2 separate regions of the Homo sapiens genome follow, and region 2 is linked to region 1. A link is a loop called in an ENCODE intact Hi-C map of the cell type or tissue named here. Cell type or tissue: mammary epithelial cell. All regions are shown on one strand.

The links. Peaks named below come from ENCODE experiments on the same cell type or tissue, not always from the same donor. Only the 100,000 strongest peaks of a DNase experiment are listed, where the experiment ranks them.
Region 2: a loop joins it to region 1, with 5 times the contacts of the local background. A loop is called at or near these places in 9 of 110 quality-filtered maps.

What each region holds. Positions count from the first base shown.
Region 1 is chr13:48,333,362-48,335,861 of GRCh38, reverse strand. All of the region lies in intron 2 of RB1 (RB transcriptional corepressor 1), which reads right to left. Among named protein-coding and RNA genes, the nearest start is that of RB1, 31 kb to the right of the region's middle. In mammary epithelial cell, a CTCF peak has its summit at 1,148 (motif pointing left); a DNase peak (open chromatin) is centred at 1,711; H3K27ac peaks cover 594 bases.
Region 2 is chr13:48,397,894-48,400,393 of GRCh38, reverse strand. The region is part of intron 17 of RB1 (RB transcriptional corepressor 1); the gene reads right to left. It also overlaps a transcript of LPAR6 not described here. Among named protein-coding and RNA genes, the nearest start is that of LPAR6, 14 kb to the left of the region's middle. In mammary epithelial cell, no CTCF peak of the experiment used is centred here; no DNase peak of the experiment used is centred here; H3K27ac peaks cover 2,500 bases.

The sequences.
Region 1 (2,500 bases):
ATATCTCATTCTGCTTTCCAGCCTGATTCCTCTTTTAAGGTCCAGGTCTCCTTTTCCAACAACAATTTGCAACCTAAAATCTGTAACTGATGTGTTTTCTTGAAAATTATGAAAAGGACTCAGGATAGCACTTTAAAAATTGTTGAAACAGAAGAAAAGTAATTCTTACCTAGCCAAAACAATTCCCCCACACACACCAAAAAAAGAACAAAAAATGGGGGGAAAATGGGCAAAGAACAAGCACTTTGCAAAAAAAAAAAGGTACTTTCAACAAACATATTTTCAACAAACATATTTGAGAATAATGTCAATTGAAGGACATTTTGTTAAGGTACATAAAAATCCTTAAAATACCTCAGTTTTATAGCTAAGAATTTAACAAGTAAAAATAGAGTTGAGTCAAGATTTAGAGTAACAGAACTGCATGCTTGCATCAGGGCATTTCATATGTCCCATAAATGTGTACACTTGATATGTACCCACAAAACTTAAAAATTAAAAAAAGATTTAGTGTAATAGATGTTTGAAAAGTTATTTATAATAGCAAAAATAGTAGGAAGAGCCTAAAAATCTTAAAACAGAATGGTTAAACATATTGTGATAGAGCTATATCATAGAATAATATAAAAACCCAAAACAGTTTCAAGGAATATTAAAGGGATATGTAAAAATACCCAACATATAACGTTAAGAAAAAAACAGAATAAAAAGTTCTGCACATATTTTGATTCCAATTTTGTGAAAAAACAAAAAAGAAGAGAAAATGAAAATATATATTAAAATGTTCACGATTATCTCTACATGGTAGGATTACGAACAGTTTTCATTTTCCTTATTAATCCTGCATACATTTTTTAAATTATCTACAATTGTAAAATAGGAGAAAAGTCAATAAGTGCTACATTTACATAAAGCAGGAGAGAGAAAAATTAGAAATACTCGAGAAAAATCTTTATCAAAATTTTAATCACATACATTACAGTTTAAAACAAAATCTACACTCAGTACTTGAAGAGATTACCAATTATACCATCATTTAGTTGAGTTCATTTGAACCAATCTAATGATAACCCCTAATTAGTGACAACTTATACTCGCTTTTTTAAACAATGCACTTACTTATAAAAGAGCTCCACCAAGTGGTGACATAAATCATCCTGGAACTATCAGAAAAGTACTACTATGTATGCTGTCACAACTGACATAAATTTAAGTTGCAATTTCAAAAGTTAAAAATAATGTTCTATCTAGCTTGCACTTTGTGAAATATGAAAGATGAAAATAAGTCATAAGAAACATGTGCTTTTGTGCTCTACCTCAGGGTCAAAAGATATATCCTTACGCATAGTTCATGAGACTGTAATAAGTAATTAGCAGTAGGGTTACATTAAATGAAATATGAAGGTATTACAGAGAAATAGGGGGAAGAACTGCCTTTATCTTTTGCTCCTAGATTTCCTCCTTACCTAGGTGATACGTAGGAACAGAAGGAATAACAGGCTAAGACGCTAGAAAATTTCACCTGTATAATATGAGCTTACAGCAGTCTAGTGTTAAGGACATTCTTGGATGTGCACAGAAGTAAAAGGCAAGAGTGGCAAAGCCAAGAAGAGGAATGTAAAAACTGACCTTACTTGTACTCAATCACATTTTTGAAACAACATGCAGGGGTGAACACCATGTGAATCAGTCACCCAGTTACACAATGCCTTTGTGGGTAAGAAAGTTGATTCTATTTCCAGAAAAACATGTACCTGGCAAATTCAGATTTACCTGGCCATCTGCCCAAAAGTTGAGCACCTGGGACTCCCTCCCTTAAGAACTCTTACAGATCATGCAGCATATGATCAGAAAAATTAAAATAAATTTGAAAAACTCCTATGGAACTCAGTTCATAAACCTGTCAGCTCTTAACTGAACTGTGACTTGCTTGCTTGCTCATTTGTCCCTATCTCAACTATGAATATGTAAGCATCCTGAAGGCAGAAATATTGTATCTAATTCACTACTTTACCCCAAGAGCCTTGTAGTGTCCAGCACTAACACTAGCGTAGTTCTAAAAAGGAAAAAAAAAAAAAGTTGTGGCAGTAGCTACAGAGTGGCTTTTTCTCTCTTTGTTTTTTTTTCTTTTTTTTCTCCATATGCTCAGAGAAACAAGCAGCAACTGAACCACCAAAGTGTAAGTTAAGACTGTTGGTTCCACTATAGTTTCTTCAGCTCCCATTCACACATTAATAGCAAACTGGTAAGTATCAATAAGGGTAACACACACACATACACACACACAAAGAACGACATTACAGACCTCATTTTCTGAACAGATGATACATAACCTACCTAGAACTAAGTTTCTGGTCAAGCTCTCTGCTTAGATTATTGAGCTCAAAGCCCAAAAATGATCCATCCAAAAAGGTATAACCATATAGGAAAGAAAACTGCCACCATACTCAAAGGGCTACTAATTAGCTTTTCTGAAAAATAGCTACAAAACTGATATCTA
Region 2 (2,500 bases), 65 kb before region 1:
TAGCCTGAGTTAAAATTCTGGCTCTGTCACCAACCAGTTTTGTGGACACAGGAAAGTTTCTCCATCTGTGAAACAGTGATGACAGAATCTATTTCATAGAGTTGTGAGAAGTTATGAGTTAATACACTGAAGCACTTTTAACAGTACCTATAATAGGACATATGCAAAAACATTACCTATTATTACTTCTACACTGAAATGTCACACACATAAATGAGAGTTATTTTGATGCTGGTCTGTATAATTATCAGACAAACTTCCAAAGAAGTAAGCAAGTGATGAGCACTACTTCCTAAACTAAGTTTCTATGAGCTACCTACAGGACATTCCTGAGTTGTTAGATTTTTGTTTGTTTTTTATTTTTGGACATCCTTGAATTTCTTAGTCCCTTTTGCCAATTAATGAACAAAGAGAATGGGTAATGTGTATAATATGGATGGTGTGGTGGGGAGGAGTGACATGAATAGACAAGTTATGAATATTTCTCTACAGTAAACTCTGGCATTTTTTCATATGTCAGAGTGTTTTAAAATTAAAGAAGGGTATAGATACATAGAGAAAAGAATAGACTTAGGGATCAGACATAGGACTCAGGTACTACAAGTTACTTGAGCAAAGGTTTAGAAATGAAAATGATTTTATGTTTAAAATCATAAACAGATCTGGATGAAGAACTCAGGCTTACATAAGCATTTAACACAGAATACCTGCATTGATTTATAAGTTATCTCAGTTTCTTTAGATTTTCTTATTGTTGTCCTTTTTAACATATGAGGACCCACATGAAAACCCATTTAATGCCTTATTAATCCTTAACAATGATGAAGAAAGTTATTTTATTACATTGAGCTTATATTCCTAGATCTTTAAGCAATCATCTAATTACATTTCATATGTAGCATATCCTTGCTACATTTCAGTGGATGATTATTCATATGAGTTAAATTACTATCTTTTTTTGTTTGTATTCTTTCTGCTTATCTATCTTAAAATTTTTGTAGATTATTAGTTCACTAGCAGAAAAATAATGTCACTATAAAATATTTATTCCTAAGATATTGCCTTCTTTTATTTTCCCTTCTTTGTCGTTACATTTTTGCATTCGTATAGAAGATGACTTTAGGCATACCTGGAATCTTTTACTAAAAACAGAGAAAGAGTAAAACAACAACAAAAACCTCAGGTCCAATGTTTCAGTCTACGAAAACAATCTAGATGTCTATTTCACCTCATTGTCACCCCTTCCCTTGAAAGTTGATCCAAATACCTAATTTCAACCTAAATTATTGTGGATTCTGAAAACACTTATAGTAAATTCTCATTTCTAGGAGTTGCATGAATGAAACATATATGCATACTAGCATTTACTTTTATAATATAGTTTGCTCATTTTTGTAAAGTCTTCTTTTAATCCTTCTTCCTGAGGAATAAGCCAGACCAATAGTCACAGTGCACTGCACAAAGGAGCTAGTCAACAAATGTTACTTTTCCCTTTCTTGTTACTTATTAGCTCCTAGGCAAAACACTTCCCTTGTTACTCAGGATAAAAAATACACATACATATTATGCTTTCACTTAGAATAAAATTAACTTACTATTTGTATTGCTCCCTTTATACTGTCCCATATGCCTGACTATATATTATAGAGGTAGTAAAAACAGCATGAATGATTTCACAGAAATAATGTAGTACAGTGACAGAGACCTTTACTAGAAACCAGTATGGAATTTGGAATCAAACCAATATGAGTTCAAATGCCAACTGGGTGACCTCAGACAAATTACTTAAAGAGAGCTGATGATCTGTTCTAGGGAAGTGTAATGAAGTATATTAAAATAATAATATAATAAATATGAGAGACAGCTTTAAAAAAAAATTACAGGACTCTATCAAACTATTGAGAAAGAAAAGGAGAAAGTGCTCAGTATTTAAGCCCAGATGATTTGAAAAGTAATGGAAAAATAGACATAGTGGGAAGCAAAGTTGCATTTAGAACAAGCTAAATAATTTCAGTTTTGAATAATGAAGTCAAGTCTCCTAAATCACTTGAGAAACTAGTATTTAGCTGTGGAAGTCAAGGGCAAAGCTATATTAGGAATATATTGGGTCAGAGTGAGAAAGGTTAAAGCTTTAGCTATGTTTTCAGAATTGAATTTTTTAAAATTAAAATAAAATGTTTCCTCTTTCTGGCAAAGAAAAGTAAATACATGGTTATTTTAGGTAATTCATGAGAAGCTTTTAAAAATATAGCATAATTGCTTTATCATTATATTAGCATGGCTGTTGTGTAAAAGTATATATGGCATCATACTGCTTCATTGTCCTGGCCCATGCTTTTAAAAAGTGTTAAATGTGGCTTAATCGTTATCTTACAATTCACTTGCCTTCCTGAGTTGTAGCTCTCAGCAAAATATAACTTAAAACAAATAATGTCCAATGGTAAATACTTAAAATACTTCTGCAAAGTACACCAAAGGTTAATGACCCACCATACAAACA